2 separate regions of the Homo sapiens genome follow, and region 1 is linked to region 2. Evidence: chromatin contacts called from ENCODE Hi-C or POLR2A ChIA-PET data. All regions are on one chromosome and are shown on one strand. The core of a region is the stretch at or near the end of the contact, and the rest is flanking DNA. Distances in the headings are between cores, read along the strand shown.

Region 1 (6,243 bases), core at 2,779-5,278, 50 kb after region 2:
GGGACTCTAGGACTTGAGAAAAACAATTCCCACAATAATGTATAATAGTTCTGCTGTTTCCATAAACATGCATTATAGACTCTGTCTGCCTTCCACGGTGCTTCCTACATCATTTCCTAGTGAAAGCAGGAAACTGATAATTCATGAATGTTTCCATTTTCTCTCCACTGAGAAGGAGGAAAGTGAGCAGCACTTTGCACTAGGAGATGTCTGGGTGTGAATTGCAGTTCTGAGGTCTTGGAAAAATCATTTCAATCTTTAAAGATTCAATTTTTCTTCTTTATCAAATGGCAATGAAAAGAATTCTTTCAGGCCTAACTACTTTTCAGAGTTGAAGTGTAAAAACTTTTGACGTAAAAAGTAGGCAAGTCTTTCTGAGCTGTACAATACTGTATAAATATTTGTGGCTATGGTTACTTTTATCTCAATTGGCACTGGAGCATTTGTATTGACCTTTATGGCATATTTTTTTCATGCCTGTAACTAATCATTCAGCCACTGCCTATGATAGCTGGAGACTTATCACTGAAACACTCAGGATCTTAACTTATTCTCTTGTTGTTCTCATATGCATTTGTTAAGTATCCATCTGCATAGTTTAGAGCTGACTGCTATGTAGTAGATTGGTTAGGTGAAGCCAACTTTCCTGTGACAGGAGAAAAGTTGATGAGTTCTCACTCCCGTATTCTGTATTGGCTTGATGATATACTTGCTTCCTGAGATAGCGAGAAATCTTAGTTCTGGGTCTACCTCCAGGTTTCACTGCATGACTAGGAAGATTCATTTGATCTGTGTATGGATTCTCCAGAAGAAAGATGAAGTTTGTGGTAGCAACTTCTGAGCCCCTGTTGAGTCTTTAATCTCTGTCAGGTGACTATGTCTGGATTTTGTGATTTGATTTTAAACTCCTTGAAGATAAGGGACGTACCTAATTCTTCATTCTTGCTAAAAACTGTGTTCCTGAGTCACACTCAGGATGTGGAGTACACTCGTGATGAGGCTGCTAATTTAACTCACGCTGCATGCAGATGTACAAAGAAAATGCAGCTTCTTTATTGTTCTATAGCTGATTTAACATTTCTCTTGATCTTTCAATCTTTTGGGTAAGAACAAGGATGTTAGTTTTCAATATCTGCAATGCTGCATGATACATTACCCCAGAGTTTAGCAGCTTAAAAGAATAAACATTTATTATCCCACAATTTCTGTAGGTCGGAAATCTGAGTGTGGCCTTACTAGGTTCTCTGGCTCAGGGTCTCTCCCAAGGGCACATTCAAGGGGCCATCTACAGGTCAGTCTGTGGTGACCAACTGTCTGGGGTTGCTCAAGACTGAGTGGTTTCTTGGGATGTGGGGCTTCTGGTGCTAAAACTGGAGACATCCTGGGCAAACTGTGCTGAACTGGTTATCTTATCTGGGTTTTATCTGAACCCTAGACAGAGGGACAGTCCTCTTCTAAGCTCATACCTTGTCATGTGGCAGGACTCTGTTCTACGTGGGTTGCTGGACTGTTCTTCTCTGGCTGTTGGCCAGAATCCTCCCTCAGTTGCTTGCCAATATGGTACTTGTTTCATCAGAGTGAGCAAGTAAGAGAGAAAGAGAGGTGAGCAAATTGGAAGCCAGAATCTTTCAAATTCCATTTGTTAGAAGCAAATCACTAAGTCCAAACCACACGCAAGGGGAGTAGATCACACAAGGGCAGGAGTAGCAGGAAGTGGAGATCATTGGGAGCCGTAGAAGCTGCTCACCACAGGGTGAAAAAACAACTTGCAAATGTGGGTGACAGTATCTTTTGGGTAATCAATATGATTTACTTATCTGTGGGATCTAAAATCATCAAAGTTGGAGCAGAGAGTGGAATGGGGGATAGAGACGTGCGGAAATGATAGTTAAAGGGCAAAGCTTCAGCTGCGCAAAATAAATAACTTCTGGAGATCTAGTATACAGCATAATGCCTATGGTTGACAGTATTGTATCATATACTTAATATTTGCTAAGAAGATAGATCTTACATTAAGTCTTATCATACACACACAAAATAATAAAAGTGGCAGGAAGAAACTTTGTGGGGGAGGTGATAGGTGTATTAGTCTGTTTTCTGTTGCATATAACAGAATACTTGGAACTGGGTAATTTATAAAGAAAAGGAATTTATTTCTTACAGTTATGGAGGCTGAAAAGTTCAAGGTAGAGAGGCTGCATCTAGTGAGGGCCTTCTTGCTGATGGGGACTCTGCGGTCCTAAGGTGGCGCAGGGCATCATATGGCCAGGGGCTGAGCATGCTCACGTATTAGCTTCAGTCACTCTTCCTCTTCTTATAAAGCCACTCCCATGATAACCCATTAATGAATTAATCCATTAATCTAAAAGTGGATTATTCCATGACCCAATCACCTCTTAAAGGCCCCACCTCTCAATACTGCCATATTGGGGATTGAGATTCAACATGAGTTTTGAAGGGGACATTCAAACCATTGCAACAGATATGTTTATGGCCTTGATGGTAGTGATGGTTTCACAGTATATATTTAACCTCAAACTCACTGAGCTTTTTGCAATTAATATGTACAGCTTTTTGTATGTCAATTATACCACAACAAAGTGATTTTGAAATAAAAGAATTCCAGATTTTCTTCTCATCTTCTTTTTCTGAGATGATTTTTCAGTAGATAGCAGGAGGAAGACTGGCTGACCTGGTGGCAGTGGGAAAGAGGGTTCCCAGGCCCATGTCTGTCCTTCCCTGGCTCCTCAGTCCTCTGCTCTGCTGTCTCTTTCATTCCCGCTCTACTTTCCCTGCTGCTGGGCAGCTGAAATTGGGAGCTGTCAGACTCCTGCTCTATAATCTCTTGGTTTGGTTGGACTTGGTTGTTCTCGCTGCTGATTTGATGCCACTTTCATTCTTGAGGACAGGCTGTTACTCCCACCTCATCCTCTGGTCTAGCAGGCTCCCTTCTGATTCCCAACAGCAAGCCCAGAGTAAGCGCTCTACCTGGTACCTTCAGATACAGCCTACTTCCTATCTCAGGGCAGGTGGAAATGGTCAGATAGGATACTTGGGGACCAAGAGAGCCTCTGGGGGCTAAATTCAGGCCCTCCTTCTGCATAAACGAAGTGTTTCTCTGATGCAGCTATTCTATGGTAGTTTGCTATGAGTCTCAAATGGGAAATGAGGCAAAACACTCTCTGTTTGGCTTTCCTCTAAACCAATGTAAGCCCCATTCTAGAATTGCAGCCCCTTGTGGGGACAGGGACAGGGAGGAGCCATGATGCTTGGTCCCATTTGCTGCCTCCTTTGCTTCCTGCAATGCAGCAGGGCTGAAAAGGCAGTTTTTATTTTTTTCTGTGTTCTCTCCAGAGTTCGTTCTCCCTACCCAAGGCATGTGATGCCCTCTGGTCTGCCAGGCTTGGCTCTTACTATGCTAAATAGAGGCTAAGGGAACTTAGAATGGCCTTTTCTGTCTACCCAAAGCTTGGCTTTCGTGACAATTGTTTTGATGTGGACTTACAAAAGTCAGATTTATGACTCAAAGATAATCAATGGCCTCTTATTCCCTGAGGCAATGCGCTTTTTGGCTAAGCTTGGATGCTGAGGTTGTGAAGGTGCATGATTTAAGGGGGAAATGAAAATATTCAAAATGCCAAAAATACTATCCCCATTACACGCATTGGTTTTTACCGCTACAGGTGACTTCCTAGGGTGACCACCAGCCCTGGCTTTGGGGTTCAAGGACCTACTCATTCTGCTAGAACCAAGATGTGCTGGAAATGGAGAAGTTAAAAAAATGCTTTTCTAGTGGCACTATCATGAATCCAGCATTTTCCTGCCAAAAGGATAGCATTTTCCACGGGTTAAGCGAGTAACTCCACATATTTGAGTGAGCTGAAAGAAATGTTTGTTGTGTGTGTCTGGAGGCGGGGGATGGGGGGTGGGTACGTGCTTAAAAAGGGGACAAGGACGGGAGTCACATGTAGTGTGCAGGGGAAAATTGAACGTATAAGAGGCATGTGATGGGAACAAAATGGTTAAACAGTTCCCTTCTCCCCGCCCCTCCTAAGCAGCTGCATCCAAGAGGGAAGTTTGCCATGGAAACACAGGAAGTATCAGAGAGCTGGGCAACAAGGGAAGCTTTTCTTGTAGTATCCACACTGGAAGTAGCTCTCTTCCCACCAAAAAGCCTGGAGCTATATGACACTTCTCTTGGGAACAGCACAGGAAATAGAGACTAACGTCTATTTATGACAGCAAGCAGCCAGAGATGACAGTTTGCAGAACATATTTGGAGAAAGCAACCTCCTGACAAATGGATTCCATGGGGAATTTGAATTAAAAGTGAACTTTGAATAATTTCAGATGGAGAAATGGCATTAAATAATTGGCATGAAAAGTCTTGACACAGGAGAGTGACCCCTTCAATCCAGATGGTGTGAGACACAGACACAGAGGGACTCAGCAGAGGGCAACGGAAGAGCCAGATATGAAAGACAGAGGAAGGACAGCTGCAGGGGACCAGGGCAGACACTCCCCTCAGCCACATCTGGCCAATTAAAAAAAATTCTCTTAGCTGTGTAGGATTGTATGCTATTATCAGTTCTATATTGAATACCTTTTGCAATTAACTATATATTCAATTCAGCTTAACTTCTTGACATATAAATTGTATGTAGTTCTCGTTCCACAATGGGGTTTGAGTCAGTCTCAAAACATTCTTTTTTTCCTCTTTTTAAATGAAGTCTGCAGTTAAAGAACCCTCCCTGATAATGTTACATATATTTGTCATCATTGGGAGGATCTAAGTAATAAAATTTGGGTGCCAAGACTGGGCAAACCAGGACTATAGCAACTCTAATAGAAAGTAGTTGAGTGAAGCTCATTCCTACGTGGAGGTACCTTTATTTATTTATTTATTTATTTATTTATTTATTTATTTATTTATTGAAGATGGAGCCTTGCTCTGTAAACAGGCTGGAGTGCAGTGGCGCGATCTTGGCTCACTGCAGCCTCTGCCTCCTGGGTTCAAGAGATTCTCCTGCCTCAGGCTCCTGAGTAGAGGGGATTACAGGCATTCGCCACCGTGCCTGGCTAATTTTTGTATTTTTAGTAGAGATGGGGTTTCACCATGTTGGCCAGGCTGGTCTTGAATTCCTGACCTCAAGTGATCCACCTGCCTCAGCCTCCCAAAGTGCTGGGATTACAGGTGTGAGCCACCACGCCTGGCCCCATGATTTATAAAAGCAAGAAAAAAAAAAGAGAGATGAGAGAGGCTGATTGGGACATAAAATCAGAGAGAAAGAAGGAAGTGCAGTTGAGAGTGAGCACATAAAGCACAGTGTGCGTATTAACGGGTGTAGGAGAATCTGTAAAGCGATGAACAGATCTCAGAAGAAGGGACTGGTGTAAGTTGTGTTGTGCTTTTGCTTTTAGCTGAAGAAAGGAAGGCAAGTTTGGAGGAGGAAGAGGGTTGGTTGTGTAGACTTTGAGAGCACAGAAAGGTGTGTTATCTCCTGGCTCTAAGGATCAATATGCAAGTCCTCTAGAGAGAGAAATTGCTAGCAAAAGCAGAAAAAACTATGTGTCTCTGTGACCCAAGTGGAAGGGTGGAGGGGGCATTACTCCCAATGATAAACCGAATACCGTGCCTCTGCAGCATCCTGAGAGATTGCTGCTATGTAGTCTCATTAGGAGACAGCCTTGTTTTAGGGGAGCATCTGTAATCAAGGTAGTGATGAGGTACTGCCCTCAGTGACTTCCTGAGACCATCCACCATGAAGGCGTCTGGATCAGAAGAGGAAGCCTACTGTTAGCATCAATGGTGATTCATTTGTAAGCACTCATGAAACACCATCTGAGAACTTCTAGTTATAATTAGATGAAAGTTCCTAGGGAGTGGCATAAGAATGTGGGGACAGGTGTCAGTGATATTTTACTTATTCTATTAATATGCACCTTCTGTACCAGGTTCGAGAAGCTTATTATTATCCCTGTTGGGAGGGAGGCTTACCAAGGGTAAGTAATGTGTTTGCTGCATCTAAACAAGAAGTGGTAGAGCCAGGATTTAAAGCCATGTTTATCTGCCTCCAATGCTTATTCCTGGTACCACTACGCTGTACAAACTTCCAGTAGAATCCCAAAAGCTGTTAAAATAAGAGGAAAATTTAAAGGGGTAAGTCTTCAAGTCATGTGTCGGATCTTAGACAGTGAAACTTGAGACATGATAGAAAACAGTGGCTCAGGCCGGGTGGCCAT
Region 2 (6,291 bases), core at 2,139-4,638:
TATGGCAAAAAAAAAAAAAAATTAAGGCAGCTATAAGGGGGTGGCTCTGTTTCTTTCTTCAGAGTAATGTTAACATTTTCTCCATATTTCCTGAATAATTTGCCCTTAACAAGCTAGGAATGTTGATTCCTACACATACAATTGGAGTGGATGCTGTGTATAAATTCAGGATGCTCTGGTACCTTCAGGTTCTCCCAAAAATCAGGGGAGATACTAAAAATATTTAACTGCTAGTAAGATACAAAATGACCAATCGAATTGGATCCCGGCCAGGATGCTTTACCTGCAGGCAGAATGTAAGCCCTGCCAGGCCTTCTGTTGAGACATCTTGGGATTTGGCGGTTTTCATCTCTGAACCCACCGATGTCGGGAGGATGCTCAGATGACTCCGAATCTGGGAATTGCCCCAGAGTTGCATGTTCATTTCCTGCATATTTTTGTGTTATGGGTTAAAAAAGCATGAACAGCATGGCATTTTAGTAAGAACTCTGGATGAAATGACCACAACAGTTTGCATTCATGTCCCAACTCTGCTACTTGCCAACCGCATGACTGTGAACAGTACACATGCTCTCCCACTTAACTATAGAATGAAGGAATTGGATGAAAATTCTCCTTTGCTCCACAGTTCATTTCAGCTTCACACTCATGCCTGCTTGGAGATAATTAATAAAACCTTCCAGCTTTCTGGCTTGTGAAAGTGCATAGTCTCCTGCCAGTGGAAATTTCTGATTGTTATGCAGTGTCACCCCAGAGATGTACTTGCTTTACCTTCACGAGATCCATATTTCTGCTGGGTGAGTACTATTAGCTAAAAAATTTGTCAGGTGTTCAGTGTTTTCTTCTATCTTACAATCTTCCATATCATGTCACATGAAATTGGCACAATTTCTTAAGTGGGAAACATTAAATGTCTAGGCCTTTAGACCATGCCTCTGAAGGAGAAATGCCACATGGGCAGAAAGTTTTGAAGCAAGTGTGCTGGAGTGAACTGTTGATCTCTTTGCTGTACTGCCAGCCTTATTATGCACATTTTGAAAGAGGAATAAGTTGACTAATTATGTCACTTTTCTTGTGTTTCTTAAAAGTCATTGAGCACAAAAGAACTGGCCTCGATCTATCCATTACTCTAAGCAGTGGCAAGCAAAGACTTCTATCTACTTCTAGTCTCTGCCCAACTGCCATGATGGCCAGCCCTGCTCCAACCCTGCTCCACCAACCCTGCTCCTCCTTGCTACTGCTTTTTACTGAGGGTTAAAAATGTCCATTGCCTGACAATTGTTGTGAGGAAGAAAAACTGTTCCTGCCTTCATCACATGTGGGTAGGTGGACAGGGGCTTGCTTGCCAAGTCCAAATCTTTGTGTGGGGTAAATTACTCCTTACACTGATCGTAAAATAAGCATCTGACATTTCCTGCAAATGCTCTATTTCTTAATACAGAGTTAACCTGCCAAAAACATTGTGTTTATAATCTAAATATTTGGATCATAAGCCAAAAGGGTGGGGGAGTCTGTCTTCCTCCATATTTTGCACAGTGACATGTCTAAAAATGTTAATTATGATAATAATAAATAATCAGAAAAGAATACGTTGGAGGGAAAGTATGAGGAGTCTGGGAGGCTAAATTGCATTAGTTATGAGAATTATTTACGGGAGAAAAATGAAGAGATGCCTCTGGATTGCCCATCCCCTTGCAGATATTTTCCTAGTTTTCATACCCACAAGACATGCTTCATTCTGGGACAGGTGAAAGTGTTGTAAAGACTGATGCCGGGGTATCGGCTGGAACACCACTCAGAAGGTACAAAGCTTCCTGAAGGTCTAGTGGGGATTATGTTTTGTCTGGGAACAGGTTGAAAACCCAGAGCACTGTCTCTGGAGTCAGACGGACTTGGGTTTGGGTCAAGATTCTAACAGTTCTAAGTGGCCTCTCCTAGCCCATTTCCTCATCTCTGTTACAGGGTTAGTAAATGCTTCTGTGTCAAAGGGCTTGTATGAGCGTTGAATGAGATTGTGCACAGAAAATACTTGGCATGATACTTGCATGCAGAAGAACTCAACAAATGTAATGATGGTGGCGAGGATCACTGGAATCTCCCTCCTTTAATTGACAGCTGCGCTGGGCCTTCCCTGATGCTCGGGACCTGGTGCCCGGGGCATGCCTTCTGTTGTGCCTTCACTCCTGCAGAGGCATGCCTGCTTCTTTCGTGGACCATATGTCTCTTTTTCTGAGACAGCCTCAGCTTCAAATATTCTGATCCATTGTTTCCACAAATCAGTGAATTAACAGAGAAGTCCAGTATTTGATATATAGTAACTGAATGACTCAGGTCAATAATACAATAAAAACATGTGTCACCAAAAAATGAGTCACAGGCTGAAGAATTGATACATTAATGGGGACACATGTGTGCATGCTAGCCCACATTCGATACAATGATGTGTGTGAATGTGCTGTTGTTTTAGCTGTAAAGGTGAAGAATATTATACTTTTAAAATCTTGCCACATTAGGGGCAATGCTGAGGTGATGGACTGTAATGGGGTGGCTAAACGGTGACTATTTCTACTTGCTACTGAATGCACTTGGGGAATTTAAAATAAGTTTGAAATTGTTTCAGAGGGTCAGAATTATTTTCGTTAAAATTTTAATTTAATTTTATTTTAACATCAAAATGCAGAATGATTGCTAAAATTTGATTGGATAAGACATTTTATAAGAATTCACAAAATCAGACCAGACCAAATTTAATCTTGAAACGGTGTCTAGACTTTTTATTTGGAAATTATGATTAACATATTGCTAATCAAAATTCCTGAAGCAGAGGCCTTTGTCTATACTGAAGACTTACAAAGGAGAGTGAGATGTATTTATTTGAGATGATGGCCACAAAGCCCATGTGGCTTGCATTTGATAGAATGATAATGGAGTAGCATTCTTAAGCCTGTGATTAATTGCAACAAGCCTTGGAAAGCTACTTGAAAAACTATGCTTTGTTTATAGTATTTATTTCTTTGATTCAAGAATTGTTCCAGTTGCAAAACTCTCCTAGGGCACATGTTCAAATGATTAATATATTATTTATATGGAAAATAACCTAGAATAACAACTAAACTAAAAGCAAATAGTTGCCTTAGTACCAACCTATGGCACAAGACCAATTAGGATAAAAAGAAGATGAGATCCCCTTCTTGGCTTTGTGTTCATACATGGTGAGGTATCCTCAGAACTATGTGTGATGGTACCCCTCTGGAGGCTGAGATAGAAAGTTCCTTAATGATGGAGACTAACAATCTTTAGCAGCAAAGGAAGAGACTGGGCGTTTTATACATATATGGTCATGATTTGGAGACTTGTGAGGAAGGCCAAAGTGGATTGGCTGTGGTCTCGGTGTAGCACGATGGAATCTGGTGGCTTAAACCTAGCTGTCCACATTTCACTATCTGAAGAGCAGAAAATGTGTTAATAGGAGCCTGGTGAGTGGAGGAGACTGAAGATGGAGAGAGAGCCTGGACCTCAACATGAGCATCTGGAGCCATTTGGCAGCATTAGGCTGTGACCGCTTAGAGAACCGAAAGGTAAGATCCTCCGATTAGTTCCTCTTTTTCTGAGTTTATGTTTGCAAAGCACTTTCTAACTATAAAAGTTTCCTATTTCAGTTTTCAAATAGGGAGAATCTGCACTGACCAATGTTTGGTGTGTTCATCAACTTGGTTATAGTTGTCAGTGTAAATTAACTCACTGTCTGGATAGAGGGGAGAATGAAATGACTTATTCTGTGCCAAAGAGAGACAGAGTGAAAAACAGACTTCAGAAGGCTTGAAACTCAGGCCTGTTCTCTGTCTCTAACATGCTTTCATTAGCCTGTAGAAGCTTGAGAGACGCACAGACACATCTTGCAACATCTTCTGGCTTCTCGATGTGCATTTATGTGAGTGTGGGAGCCATGCGTGTGTGTATGCTGGGAGAGGAACCCCCATCTCCTCCTCCCCGGCAATGTCCCCGCTCTCTTTAGATCCTTATGAGTTGACTCAGTTCCCATGGATGGATGCTGTGTGCAGAAGCGGGCCACTGGCCCTGGGCTCCACAGCTGGCTTCAAGCTCTGATCTCTGTGTTCATTTCTCTCTGTAATCTCAGTCCCAGCAGACCTCTCATCTTCCTGGGTGATTGAGTGTAGATTCTAGTTTTATTCTTTTAACATTTTTATTTACTGATGAAGGAAAATCCTAATTTATTTTCTATTGGGAAAAAAAATATGGACCAACCCCATAAAACCAGAACATTGGCAACTACTGCCATTTTGAATCCCAGTTCTACAGAGTTTGGAGATTTATTAAATTTTTCTAGTTAAAAGAGACCTTAGAGACCTTCGAGTCCACATGAGAACAAAAGAAATATATTTTATATTGCAAAATGCACACACATCCACCCACCAACACAAACAAATATTCATACAGACACACACAACTGAAAAGTTTTTTTCTTTTTGAGATGGAGTCTCACTCTTTCACCCAGGCTGTAGTGCCGTGGTGAGATCTTGGCTCACTGCAAGCTCCGCCTCCCGGATTCAGGCCATTCTCCTGCCTCAGCCTCCCGTGTAGCTGGGACTACAGGCGCCCACCACCACACCCAGCTAATTTTGTTTTTGTATTTTTAGTGGAGACAGGGTTTCACTGTGTTAGCCAGGATGGTCTCGATCTCCTGACCTCGTGATCCACCCGCCTCAGCATCCCAAAGTGCTGGGATTATAGGCATGAGCCTCCGCACCTGGCCAATAAAAGTTTTTAATGAAATAAACTGCTTACTGTATGGGGTTTATATTGATATTTTCTATTCTATTTCATGAAAACTACTACTGGTCACTAACCAATTAAGTTGGTTTTAGAGTCACCTAATTGTGTGTCTGTGGGGTGGGCTTGCTGTGTTTAACACTTAACCTCTGCTTCAGTCCATCTCCTAATTCCTGTCTTCTTCCAATTGTAGGGGCAGGGACCAAATGGGACTTATCCACCTTATCTGTCACTGAACTGGGGCGTTATGATGACTAATGCAGAAGGAACACAAAGTAAGCTAGGAAGGCTGGCATGAAAACAGAGAAATGTAATAAGTGCCTGAGAGCAGAAACAAACCTGGTAGGCAGTAATGCAGCCTCAGGCAGGGCTGGCAAGAATGTTTTGAGTATCCTTTAGAGATCTTCAATGCTGTCAGTTTTCTACGTGTCACTGAGCTCCAATTCCCTTATCCGGGGCACAGTAGAACCTCCTCTGAGAGAAACTAATGTTGCTGACTGAAGGTCATGGCCAAAATCATGGTGTGCACACACCCCCAGGGTCACATTCTTTCTGATTCAGTGATAATTATACTAAAATAATAATAGAAATAACTGCCATCATTTCTTTCTTTCTTTTTCTTTCTTTCTTTCCTTCCTTCCTTCCTTCCTTCCTTCCTTCCTTCCTTCCTTTCTTTCCTTCTTTCGTTCTTTCTTTCTTTTTTTGAGACGGAGTCTCACTCTGTCACCCAAGCTGGAGTGCAGTGGCACAATCTCGGCTCACTGCAAGCTCCGCCTCCTGGGTTCACGCCATTCTCCTGCCTCAGCCTCCCGAGTAGCTGGGACTACAGGCACCCACCACCACACCCTGCTAATTTTTTTTTGTATTTTTAGTAGAGATGGGGTTTCACCGTGTTAGCCAGGATGGTCTCGATCTCCTGACCTCATGATCCGCCTGCCTTGGCCTCCCAAAGTGCTGGGATTACAGGTTTAACATCATTTCTTAGTGATTATTATGTACCAACATGTTATGTACATTATCTTATTTAATTTTTGTATGAATCTTATGAAGTAGGCAATATTTCACTCATATTACAAATGAAGAAATGGAGACTTGTGGCAGGGCCCGGTGGCTCACACCTGTAATCCCAGCACTTTGGGAGGCCGAGGCAGGCGGATCACCTGAGGTCAGGAGTTTGAGACCAGCCTGACTAACATGGTGAAGCCCCATCTCTACCAAAAATACAAAAATTAGCCAGGCGTGGTGGCACACACCTGTAGTCCCAGCTACTCAGGAGGCTGAAACAGGAGAATCACTTGAACCTGGGAGGCGGAGGTTGCAGTGAGTTGAGATCGTGCCATTGCACTCTAGCCTGGGAGACACAGCAAGACTCTGTCTCAAAAAAAAAAGAAAAAAAAATGGAGACTTGGAAAGATTAGATAAGTGATTTGCTGAATGTCACACAACTAGTAAGTGGCAGAGGTAGGATTTGAACTTCAGTCTGCCTCCTTTGTTGTGTCT

The links. Hi-C counts contacts between places; a loop is a spot of excess contacts on that map. ChIA-PET counts read pairs that join two places held with the same protein, here RNA polymerase II (POLR2A). Pooled maps may share reads with other maps.
Region 1: a loop to region 2 is called in a map of endothelial cell of hepatic sinusoid, with 3 times the contacts of the local background. The contact joins the enhancer-like site here to the promoter of LINC00578 in region 2. A Hi-C loop is called at or near these places in 1 of 168 maps with a recorded cell type or tissue (endothelial cell of hepatic sinusoid) and 1 of 50 pooled maps. POLR2A ChIA-PET finds 5 or more read pairs at or near these places in 5 of 52 experiments (B cell, MCF 10A, PC-3 and 2 more).

Annotation. Positions count from the first base shown.
Region 1 is chr3:177,487,408-177,493,650 of GRCh38, forward strand. The region is part of intron 1 of LINC00578 (long intergenic non-protein coding RNA 578); the gene reads left to right. Among named protein-coding and RNA genes, the nearest start is that of LINC00578, 49 kb to the left of the region's middle. RefSeq lists an enhancer at 281-782. Within about 2 kb of position 4,029, at least 4 of the 41 ENCODE cell types and tissues checked have a DNase peak (open chromatin) inside an H3K27ac peak, as active enhancers do.
Region 2 is chr3:177,438,533-177,444,823 of GRCh38, forward strand. It overlaps LINC00578 (long intergenic non-protein coding RNA 578), which reads left to right and starts at 3,389. Exons shown (of 4, transcript NR_047568.1): 1 at 3,389-3,578. RefSeq lists an enhancer at 3,287-3,416.